2 separate regions of the Homo sapiens genome follow, and region 1 is linked to region 2. Evidence: chromatin contacts called from ENCODE Hi-C or POLR2A ChIA-PET data. All regions are on one chromosome and are shown on one strand. The core of a region is the stretch at or near the end of the contact, and the rest is flanking DNA. Distances in the headings are between cores, read along the strand shown.

Region 1 (6,286 bases), core at 85-2,584, 1.3 Mb after region 2:
TCTCTCTCCATCAAGCCTCTGATGAGGTGCAGCCAGACCATGTTCTGCAGTCCAGCTCCAGTAGTTTCACTCTCTCTTTGGCCTGAGAACTCCTCCGCCTGCCCTGCATGGTCTTCTTAGGATCTGTCCCCAGTTTGCCTTTTTCCTCTCGTCTTTGTACAGACTATGCTCCAGCCAGGCTGACCCGTGTGCCCCCCTGGTTAGCCCACTCAGGCCTTCTGCTAGCCTCTAGGTCTTTGCTCATGTTGTTCCCTTCTCTTGGGCTGCTGTACCCAGTTCCCAGGCTGGACTCAGCTGTTACCTCTCCTATGTCTGTTTGCTGGTGTCTCTGATGTTTGGTCTATCCTTGACCCTCTCAATGAGCACATTGCCCCTTTTTATTCCTTCATGGTTGTTTACATCTCATGTCCCCTCTGTTAGACTGAGACCCCCTTCAGATTTACATTTAACTGACATATACTGAGTGCATTTTGTGTGTCAGGTTCTGTGTTAGGTGCTGTGGGCATGAGTGAAGGAGCTAAAAGCTTGGAAACACATAGCACAGCACATAGTAGCTGCTTAATAAATACTGAGTAGATAAATGAATGTCTGATTGAGTCCTGCTGAACTAATAGCCAAAGGTACCTAATTTTTTCTTCCTTCCAGGACTCCTGTAGTAAGAAATGACAACTTCAGAATTCTCTTGGGGTAGGCACAGTAGCTCCCAGCACTTTGGGAGGTCAAGGCGGGAGGATCACTTGTGCCAGGGAGGTTGAGGTTACAGTGAACTATGATTGTGCCACTGCACTCCAGCCTGGGCAACAAATTGAGATCCCATCCCTAAGGAAAAATAAATTCTTTTGGCTTTTCTGTGGCTTTTTTCTCATGCTCCCTGGAGCCATTTTGGCCTTTGCTGTCTCTTCTCACGCTCACCAGCCTTCCGATTCATAGAATGTCAAGGTAGCAGACTTGGACGAGACTTTGGAGACATTTAGACCAATCTGCTGATCATTATCTCTCCCTGCCATGTCAGGCTGTGGTCCTGACCCTCGATGCCAAGTCTTCTGTTCTGAAAGGAGCAAAGAGGCCTGCACAGGACCTGTGTGCAGTTCACTCAGCCCAGTGGGAAGTTGCTTATTTATCCATCAAACCTTTCTTGAGCTCAGACCCTGAGCTGGACATGGTATCTCAGGGTTGACATAAGACTTGGCCCCTCTGCCTCACTCACTGCAGTGTTCCCTGGCAGGATCATAAACATTGGTCATGGGGAAGAATGCTTAGTAAGTGACTTACTTCCTCTTTTGGGGAAGCTCGTTTAGGGCAACATAATTTGCCAGTTACTATAACTTCCTCATGGTATTTGGTTTCTCTCCAAGCCTGCCTGTTGGAAGCATTTACACGGGGAAGCCCATTCCCCAGTGCTTAGTAGCTGAAGCTCTCTGGGACCTTAGCATTCAGAGAAAGTGTGGTGCCATGGAAGGACTTTGTGTAACTCTAGGCAAATCACTTCACTTTCAGAGCCTCAGTTTTCTCAAGTAGTAAATAGGAATAAAACTGTATTTTCTGATGCATGAGATTCATGTTGCCAGCCCCCTACCTCCCTCAAAAAAATTGTATCAGAAAATTTCCTGGCTGCCTGGCATACCGTACATCAAGGTCCTGATCAGGCTGGAAAGCTGAGAATGGAAAATAATACATGAGACTGCCCTGCCCCCTAGAGGCGGAATGTGGCAAACACACAACAATGCAAAGACCGATGCATCGCATCCCTTTCAAAACAAAGATGACAAGCCAGAGCTACACGGCTGATCAGGATTATTCCTCCAACATTTTAGATGTAAATGTATCACTATCATCACCTAATAGGTACCATTTCACTAATGTTTCACTAGTGCATTTCGTTGGAGCGATGTGATTTTTATACCTTTTTAAAGGAGTGATAGGACTGCATATCCAGGCCCTGTGATTTCCTGCTGGATTCCAGGATACAGCATACTGCATTCACCTGAATAAAACCAATATTTTCCTTCATATAACCACTTTAGAATTATTGTCATTATATCTGTGATGAAAAGTACCTAACTTGGCTCTTCCCCCACATTTTCTTATAAATCTGAGAGGCATCTCTCACAACTGTATATCTGATATGCCAGCCAATTCATAAACAACCCATCTCATTGTGATGGTTGTGAAAATTAAATAAGATGACGTAGGTGAAGCGCTGAGCACACAGTATGTGTTTACTCAGCGATAGCCATTATTATTAATAATAACTCTGTAAAGCTCTGTGCTGTGGGAGGACAGGAGGAGAAACCATGTGGCAGCTCACCACATTTCAGAGAGAGAGGTCAGTCCAGTGAACATTGCATGCCAGGATGTGCCATGCCTTGTGCCATCACAGGCAGAGAATTCTATGATTAGTATATAGTTCCTGGCTTCAAGGTGCTCATAATTGGGTGGAGAAGGTGGTGGTGGAAATAGACGATTGCAGTGTGCTATCCAGTGTGTCATGCCAGAGGGGAGCACAGGGGGCCACAGGTGCTCAAAGGAGAGACATCACCCTGGACTGTCAGGGAAGGCTTACTGGAGGAGGTGATACCTGAGCTGAGGCTTGGAGGATGAGTTTGAGTTAGCTAGGTGAAGAAGGACAGCATGTGGGTTGGTGGGAATTGGGGGCAAAAGGGAGGTTAAGGCAGAGGGGCCAGCATGAGCAAACACACAGAGGTATGGGCCCAGCAGGATATGTGTATGGGGAGGTTTTTTGTTTGTTTGTTTTGTTTTTTTATGAGTTCAGTACAAACTAGAGCACAAACAGAGAGACTCGCAGGGGAGTCTGGAGGGTTGGCCGGCTCACATCTTGAGGACACTTCACTAGCAGCGTCAGGAGCTTTCTGCTGTTTTGTTTTTGTGTTGTTTTTGTTTTTATTTTTTTGAGACGGAGTTTTGCTCTTTCGCCCAGGCTGGAGTGAAGTGGCGTGATCTCAGCTCACTGCAGCCTCTTCCCCGCCCCAGGTTCAAGCAATTCTCCTGCCTCAGCCTCCCGAGTAGCTGGGATTACAGGCGTGTGCCACTATGCCTGGCTAATTTTTGTATTTTTAGTAGAGACAGGGTTTTGCCATATTGGCCAGGCTGGTCTCAAACTCCTGACCTCAGGTGAGCCACCTGCCCTGGCCTCCCAAAGTACTAGGATTACAGGCATGAGCCACCATGCCTGGCCAAGTAGCATTTTAAACTGGGGGAGAGGTGCTTATTGTGGTGTGGGAGAACATGTCAAGAGCCACGTTTTGGAGAGATCCCCCTAGAGGGCAGTTTGGAAGATAGATTGGAGGGTATCCAGGGAGGAGGCTGGTACAGCAGTCTAGATGAGAGATGATCAGGCCTGTGCTTGGGCAGTGGGAGTAGAGATAACCTATGTGGGGAGAAAGATGATGATGGAGGGGAGCGCAGCCTGCTCTGGAAGCTCAGAGGAGTGGCAGCGTTCATGACCAGTAGGGTTTTAATAATACCAGCATAGAAATCAAGAAATCACAAGTTGGAAGGACTCTGACAAATCATCCAACTGAAGCTATTCATTTTACAGATGAAAAGACTGAGGCCCAGAGAGAGAAAGGACTTGTATAAGGCCAGTCAGGGTGTGAGCAGAAAAGAGAACGCTGATTAGAAGAGTCACCCTAGTATGAATGCCAGCATTCAGAGCATCTTTTCTTTTCTTTTCTTTTTTTTTTTTTTGAGATGGAGTCTCTCGTTCTGTCACCCAGGCTGGAGTGCAATGGCGCGATCTCGGCTCACTGCAACCTCCGCCTCCTGGGTTCAAGGGATTCTCCTGCCTCAGCCTCCCGAGTAGCTGGGATTACAGGCATGCACCACCACACCCAGCTAATTTTGTATTTTTAGTAGAGACAGGGTTTCTCCATGTTGGTCAGGCTAGTCTCGAACTCCCGACCTCAGGTGATCCGCCCACCTCGGCCTCCCAAAATGTTGGGATTACAGGTGTGAGCCACTGCGCCCAGTGCATCTTTTCTTAAATGTGCTGTTCTCTTTCTCCCCCTAGCTCAGGCCCAGCCTTCTTTCTGCTGTTTTTTGTCTTACGTGGCTTCATTTACTGTAACTGAGGCAGCTCAGAGGCAGTTTCTGGCCTGACAGCCAGGTCTCTCATCCCTGTTTTTCTGTTTTCATGGAAGAGGGTGGACCTGTGTCTGTCTTTAGTATATCCCCATTACCTTGGGCTGGGCAGCTCTACCCCGGGTGTCTTTGTTTTGAGGCTCGATGATATGATACATAAAGAACGAGCTTTGGAGACAGACAGACCTGGATTTGAATCTATGTTCCACCCCAACCCGCAGGATGGCCTCAGCTAGGTCATTTTACCTTTTCTGAATTTTAGTTTTTCTGTAAAATGGGATAACAATGCCTATTATGCCTATTTCTCAAGTTTTTTGTTTGTTTGTTTGCTTGCTTGCTTGTTTTGAGACAGGGTCTCTTTCTATCAGCCAGGCTGGAGAACAGTGGTGCGATCACAGCTCACTGCAGCCTCGACATCCTGGGTTCAAGTGATCCTCCTACCTCAGCCTCCCAAGTTGCTTGGACCACAGACATGCACTACCATGACCGGCTAATTTTTTTTGTAGAGACAGAGTCTCCCTCTGTTGCCTGGGCTGGTCTTGAACTCTTAGGCTCAAGCAATCCTCCCACTTCGGCCCCCTAAAGTGCAGGGATTATAAGCGTGAGCCACCATGCCTGGCATATTTCTCAAGGTTAGCCAAGGTAATTTCGATGGCATTCCCTGATACTGTAGGTGCTCCGTAAATAGATAATTTCGATGGCATTCCCTGATACTGTAGGTGCTCCGTAAATAGTCATTTTTCTTCTCTTTCATGAAATCTCCCATGGACAATGACTTAACGAATCAAAGCTTTGCTTCCCCTGAAAACTGGTATATTTCTTCCTTCCTAATGTGAGGCTGTCATAGCTCATTGTATCTTCCTTTTTGCCTCAGCCACCAGTTAATTTGAAGCATAGCTCTAGCATCTTTGTTGATTTCTTTTTTGGACTTATTTTCGAGTTCAATTTCTATTCTGTGTTCTTGGAGTAAGCACCCTCAAATCCTTTGTGACTCAAGCAGGTATAAATAACTAATGGGTGTAAATAGTTGAATGAAAGTAAGGCTGAAGAGGCTGGACTGGCGATGGTGGGATTTGAAGAGGACCAGAGGTGGAGCAGGCTGGGGCAGCCAAGACAGTATCTGTGTGGATGGCTGTGAGGAACCAAGGGGTTAGTTAGGAGGGGCCAACCCGTCACCCGCCTCTCTTACCTCCTGTTCTCAAAAGAAGCATAGATATTGGAGAACAGGACCTCATGTCACCCAGAATCATCAGCCTGCCCATTTCATATTTACAGTGTGGAAGCCAGAGTTCTAAAGAAAGAGAAGGGCTTGTTTTGACAAACTAAATCAAAGCAATGCACATGCACAATTTTCAAAAGGCAAAGTAGTACATAAGGACTCATGTAGTAAAAAACTGACGTCTTCCTATCCCCTGCTTCTCAGCCCCAGATGCAACCACTTTTCCCATTTAGTTCTTCTGGCGGTAACTTCATATCTCTAAATAACGTGCTTGAATGGGTATTTCCTATTTATCAACTTTAAACATTATCTTGACTTTTTCCTACCATGACAAAATAATTTAGCTTATTTACAACAGCTGACTCTTTCTCAACACTCCTTCCCACTTTTTTTTTTTTTTTTTTTTGAGACAGGGTCTTGCTCAGTGGTCCAGGCTGGAGTACAATGGTGTGATCACAGCTCACTATGACCTCAAACTCCTGAACTCAGGCAATCTTCCTGCCTCAGTCTCCTGAGTAGTTAGGACCACAGGTGCATGCCACTACACCTGGCAAAGTTTTATTTATTTTTTTTTTTTAGAGACGGGGTCTCGCTATGTTGCCCAGTTAGGTCTCGAGCTCCTAGGCTCAAGTGATCCTCATCCTTCGGTCTTCCAGAGTGCTGGGATTGCAGGGGTGAGCCACTGCGCCCGGCCCCTCCCAGATTTTGAGAGTTTTATTATTGTGTGGGCTCCTCTATTAGTTACCTTTGTAACTTTATTAAGTACTATTTTAAACTGACTTCTTATTTCATCAGTTTTCCACAGCATCTCTTGACCACGTACTTTGTAAGACATAGTTATTAGTGCCATCCTTCCCTCCATCTCTCCTTCCCCTCTTCCACCTCCCAGTCTCTATGTTCTGTACTTGTGTATCTAGCAATGTAGATTACATTTGCATTCTATTCTGTAAAAATAATTATGTTTTC
Region 2 (6,192 bases), core at 2,916-5,415:
CCATACAAAAAGAGTGAAATCCTGTCATTTATAACAACATGCATGACATTATGTTAAGTGAAATAAGCCAGGCACAGAAAAACAAATATCACATGTTCTCACTCATACGTGGGAGTTAAGAAAACACTGATCTTGTGGAGGTAGAGAGTAGTAGGATGATTACCAGAGGCTGGCAAGGGTAGTGGAGAGGTGGGGATAAGGAGGGGTTGGTTAATGGGTACAAAAATACAGTTAGATGGTAGGAATAAGATCTAGTGTTTGGTAGCACCATAGGGTGACTATAGTTAACAATAATTTATTGTATATTTCAAAATAACTAAAAGAGTAGATTTGGAATATTCCCAACACAAAGAAATGATAAATGTTTGAGGTGATGGTTATCCCAATTACCCTGACTGGATCATTACACATCATAAACAGGTATAAAAATATCACATGTAACCCATAGGCATGTACAACCCATAAAAATTAAATTGTGTACCCATAAAAATTAAAATTAAATTAAATTATTTAAAAAGAAAACAAAACCCAAAAACCATAAAGGGAATGATTGGTAAACCTAACCATATAAGTTTAAACAAAGTTTATCTTTGCATATACCACAAGCAAAGACAAAAGACAACAAATGGGTGTGGGAGACATTTGTGCAAATACATATATAATAAGAATATTTATTTCAATATTACAACACATAAAAACAAAAAATTAGAAAAAAATAACCACTAAAAGACATCCAATTAAATAAATTCTGGTAACTCCATACATTGTAATAATATGAATTTGTTTTGTCTTGTTTTTAATAAGGTAGATGTATATGTATTGGTACAGGAAGATGTTAAGTGTTATATGAAAAAGGCAATTATAGAACTTTCATTGGTGTAAACAAAAGCATATATTCATATTTATCTTTATGCAGAAAGATACATGCTTGTTTGTATATGCATGGAAAATGGGAAGATGTAGACAAAACTGTTAACAGTTACTGTCTCTGGAGATTGGTATTAGGAGAGAAAAGCATTGGATGAGAACTTTGTTTTTAGTTTATACATTCATTTATTCTACAAATATTGATTGAACTTACATACCAGCAGTTTTAGATCCTCAGGATACAGATAAGGCTTCTGTTCTCATTTCTGAAGAGGAGGCAGACAATAAACAATTACATAAATGAGCAACGCAATTTCAAACAGTGACAAGGGCTATGCAGGGAATAAAAAGGAGTTTATATGACAGAAAGCAGTGGGGCCAAGAGTTGTGTGGGCTATTTCATACTGCGTGGTTTGGCAAAGTCCTCTCTGAAGAAGTGACAATTGAGTGAAGACAATGACAAGAAGGAGCCAGCCACTGGAAAAGCAAGGGGAAAAGCATTACAAAGAGAAGGGACTCTCTGTTTAAAGCTGGCGAAGGAAAAAAAATTTTTTTTTAAATAAAGAGAAGGAACACTCAGTATAAAGGACCAAAGGTGAGAACAACCTTGGCGTGTTCTGGAAACAGAGGCCAATGTAGCTGGAGCTACATTCCTTTACATTGAAAGGAAATAAATGAAAGGAAGAGTCGAAGGAGCTGATTGATGTTCAGATCAGATTATGTCTGTATTGATTGCTTTTGTTTTTATATGACAAGCTTGTGGTCATTTTTAAAAATAAAAATAACATATTAATGCTTTTAAAAAAAAGATTAAGAGAATCTGACAGACCAGCTCCATCACTGGCTGTGTCACCTTAGTCAAGTTAATCTCACTAAGCCTCAGTTTCTTCACTTGTAAAATGAGGAAAAGTACACTCACCTCAGAGGGCCGAAGTGCAAATTAAATTAAACCTATTTAAAAGGCTGTTTTTGTTAAGACTCTTTTGGATGCAAGGAACAGAAACCCAGTGAAGCTAGATCACGAATCAGAAATCCAAGGGCAGGAAGTGAAGTACAGATAAAGCTTATTAAGCCTGGAGCTGCAGGAAATTTCTGGATGAGGCATGGACCCTCTGCTCTGGAGCTTTACCATTAATGTAATTCATCTGCACTACATGTCTGCTTCTCTCTGTACATCTGCCCCAGCTTCCTCATTCAGCCAACCACCTTGAACTGCTCCCCCAGGATTTTAACAGGCACTTGACCTGATTCATAATGCTGCACCCACCTACCCAGCATCCTGGTCTACTGGACCTGTCAGCTCAGCTCCCCACAACTAACTGGCAACTCTCCTCTGGATCTCTTATTTCACATTCCCAAGAGAGCAATCTGATTGGCCCACCTCATCTTCTAAAGCTGGGCCATACAACTCACAGGTTGTGGGCTGGCCTTGGATCAGGTGCTGTATCCTAAAGGAAGGGTGGATGTAATACATAGTTAGTCCTTGCTTGATCATTTGGTAGGAGCTGTAAGTAGAGCCAGTGCTCCCAGAAGGGGATGTAAAGATGGCCAGTGGCCATCAAAGATAGTGGTGGCATCTCTGATGCATGTGTGCAGCAGAGTGACTGGAACATGGCAGGTGTTCAACAAATAGTCATAATTATTCACGGTAACATTATGCCACCTCTTACAGGAAGCCTTCCCAGAACTCTTAAGGTTCCCAAACTTTTTCACCCAGATCAGGACCCCTACTGCAGGAATCATCCAATTAAGAAATCAATGAAATTTCATTATACAGGACAGACTTTTATGGCCTTCTAGGTATAAAGCACTGTACTGGGCACTGGGAGGAAGGATACACAAATGAATGAGGCCCTTATCCTGGCCTCAAGGAGCTCTGAGGATAGTAAAAGGTAAAAGGCAAACTGAGCCATGAGAAATCCACAGATAGGGAGCTCTGGGAGTTCAGAGAAGGGCAAAAACTGTTGTTTATCCGTATGTATGCCTGTCTCCTGGATACCTCCCTTTAGATGTCCCAAAGGCACCTCGAACTAAATGTATTTAAAACTGATCTCATCTGCTCCCTCCCAAACCTGTTCCTCTTCTCAGATTCCCTGTCTCAGTGAGGCAAGTTCATCCAACCCAGTTGCTCAAGCTTGAAACCTGAGCTGCACCCGCTCACAATGTCAGCTGTTGCAGTTGCTAAAGTTGTCCCCGAACCTTTGGTGTGTGTTTGCCTTGCCCCAAAGGTCAGAACTAATAATAAACTTCTGCATTGCTGCAGGATACGGAAATTAAAACCAGCCTGGAGACAGACAAGACCCGGAGTCCACCAGGTTTGATTTCGGACTTGGCTTCTGATGTCAACGGGTATGATCCCTTTCAGGAAAGCGGGTCGACAAGAGCCTAAAACATGTTTATGACATTTTCCTGGTAATTCTGCTCCTAAATCGATATCCACCCACCCCTACTCCTACAGGAAAAGCTCTAAGCACAAAATTATTCCTTGCAGAGATATATTTTGGTGGTCAAACACTAGAAAGTAGTTTTAATATCCAACAAGAGAAGGGTTAAGTGAATTGTGGCACAGCTGTCTAATGGAACATTCTACAACCATTGCTGAGAGATGACGGCTGTGGAGATTCTATAGCAACAGAGAAAAATTATTATGCCATAACTAAGGATGCAGGGTTGTGTGTACACTCTGACTGCAACAACCTAAAAACTGCATGGCCTCAAGCTCTGCTGATGGACATTTAAAATTTCTCCTCTATTATTACTTTTTAAAAAGGCCTTAACTTTATGTCATGTATGGGTATCTCTGGGTTTGGGGTTTTTGGCTTGTTGTTTTCGTTTTTTCAGTCTTTTCCTTCCGTCAATCAACCGCCTTAAAAATGTGTCTTCTTTGTACCAGGCCCTCCCCGAGGTGCTGGTGATTCAAAGGTCAATCACCCACAACTCTTTCTCTGGGATGTCAGGGCAGAAGAGGAAACAGATACAAAAATAAACAGTTTCAAAAATATATGGGCCAGTCTTTATGGGCCCACTTGTGGACGTACGCAGGCACGGTCACCCCCTGGCGGCCACTCGACTACCAGCTCTTGGGTGGCTCTAACCTCTGGACAGCGGCTTCCACTCTCGGTGGCCAGCCCCAGCCTCGTTCTCCGAGAGAGTCCAAGACTCCTCCCTCTCCCTCCTTCTGGGGCCCTCCATCCCCTAGTAGGCGTCTCAGCCTGGGCCTGGCCCAGACAAATCCGACCCTGTTACTCTCACCGGAGCTCCTCCCTCCCCGAAAGCCTCACTCCGGCTGTGAGCTGCAAGATTACGTCATTGTCAATGGTTCGCATGCGCCCTCACCACTGGACAATTGGCGCACCCCTGCCGCAGGCGGGCGTAGCTTCGGGCTCCGGGGTTCTCCCTTTTCCTTTCCTGATGTTTTTTTTAAAGTGGCGACACACTACTTGTAAGAGACGCTGGTAAACTCGTGGCTTTAGGAGGAAATGGGAGCCAAGAAAAGCTGCAAAGCTCAAGGCTCACGACCGCTTGCTCGCCATTGTCCCACTCACTTCCGAAAGAGATAACGCCCCTTTCCGACTCTTTTGGCCTCCCCGCTCCAAGAGTGAGAATCGAAGCCCCGCCCCGTGAGCGTCTAGTCCCAAGATAACCCAGCTGCGCTTGCGAGTGCAAGTACACTGGGGCGGGGCTGACAGGAGGCTGATGCAATCGAGTCGGGCGGGCGGGGCACGTCGGATGAAAGTGGGTACCGGAAGAAAAGGGGTTATTTCAGCAGGCTTAGTAACCCTATTCAAAGTAAGACCTTAATATATAAGTAAAAGTTCGTGCCTGATTTGGAGAGCTCTTTGACTATTAAATTTTTTTTAATGTAACGCCTGTAATCCCAGCACTTTGGGAGGCCAAGGTGGGTGGATCACTTGAGTCCATGAGTTTGAGACCAGCATGGGCAACACAGTGAGACCCTCCCTCTCTATTTTATTTTAAAAAACATTATTTTAAAGGTATATATCCTATTGGCTCAGCAATCCCATTTCCATATATATACATCCAAGACTCCTAGAGAAGTGTATGCGGATCACCTACAGGGCTTTGTTAAAACACAGATTGTTGTGGCCCATCTACTATCAGAGATTAGGAACTTGTGTTTCTAACAACTTCCAGGGTAATGCTGGGGCAAACTGGTTCAAGACCACACTTTAAGAACCTTAGATCTAGAGGACAAAAAACTGCAAGGAGCCTTATGAACAAGTGTAAGCCGTGCTGATTTGTTGGCAATAACGAAAAATTGAAAGTATCAGTGGGGGCAGGAGATGGTTGATAAACTTATCAGTTTAAAATGGGCTATATATAGGCCGGGCATGGTGGCTGACGGCTGTAATGCCAATACTTTGAGAGGCCGAGGTGGGTGGATCACCTGAGGTCAGAAGTTCGAGACCAGCATGGTGAAACCCCGTCTCTACTAAAAATACAAAAATTAGCCAGGCGCCTGTAATCCCAGCTACTCAGAAGGCTGAAGCAGGAGAAACGCTTGAACCCGGGAGGCGGAGGTTGCAGTGGGCCGGAGATTGCGCCACTGCACTCCAGCCTGGGCAACAGAGCCAGACTATCTCAATTAATTAATTAATTAATTTAATGAGCTATATATAAACTGACATGGAAAGATATCGAAGGTGATGATGATAGTAGTGAGGGTGGTGATGATGATACTTAATGTTTATTGAGCACTTACACTGTATCAGGCACTGTGTGAAGGATTTTACATTTCTTACCTCATTTTCTACAGCAATTCTCAGGAATGTGGACTGTGTCTAATTCGCTGTATATTTTTAGTCCAGAACAGGGTCTGGCACCCAGGATCTTGTCAGTAAATGTTTGTGGCCTCATGTGATCAGATCCAGTCCCACAAGTTCACAGTCCCAAGAGTTTAGGACTTCACAGCCCAAACAATATTTCAAAAAATTGCAAAGGATGGATAAAATATTGCGGAAGAAGGACACTAAAAACAAACTACTGCCTTCTATCACCATCATTTTAAGAAAAGACAATTACACATAATCCCCCATTAAAGGAACGAACTTTTTAATTTATCTTTAATATGAAAATTTTTAACATATGCAAAAGTAGAAAGAAGAGTAAATGAACCCCCAAGTACCTCTCACCCAGCTTCTCAATTATCACCTCCTGGCCAAGCATCTTACATCTCAAACCCCAACACACATCGTATCCCAGATTACTTTGAAGCAAATGCTAGACGCCATTTTCTCCATAAATATTTGAGTTCATGTGTTTAAAATATAAGAACTCTTTTATAATAATAACCATAATACCACA

The links. A loop is a pair of places that touch in the nucleus more often than their neighbours do. ChIA-PET counts read pairs that join two places held with the same protein, here RNA polymerase II (POLR2A). Pooled maps may share reads with other maps.
Region 1: a loop to region 2 is called in a pooled map, with 3 times the contacts of the local background. The contact joins two enhancer-like sites. A Hi-C loop is called at or near these places in 2 of 50 pooled maps. POLR2A ChIA-PET finds 5 or more read pairs at or near these places in 2 of 52 experiments (A673 and activated CD4-positive, alpha-beta T cell).

The regions. Positions count from the first base shown.
Region 1 is chrX:53,308,544-53,314,829 of GRCh38, reverse strand. The region is part of intron 1 of IQSEC2 (IQ motif and Sec7 domain ArfGEF 2); the gene reads left to right. Among named protein-coding and RNA genes, the nearest start is that of IQSEC2, 9.7 kb to the left of the region's middle. Within about 2 kb of position 1,334, at least 4 of the 41 ENCODE cell types and tissues checked have a DNase peak (open chromatin) inside an H3K27ac peak, as active enhancers do.
Region 2 is chrX:54,637,769-54,643,960 of GRCh38, reverse strand. It overlaps a transcript of GNL3L not described here. Among named protein-coding and RNA genes, the nearest start is that of GNL3L, 110 kb to the right of the region's middle. RefSeq lists enhancers at 4,017-4,266, 4,557-4,686, 4,253-4,778. Within about 2 kb of position 4,165, at least 40 of the 41 ENCODE cell types and tissues checked have a DNase peak (open chromatin) inside an H3K27ac peak, as active enhancers do.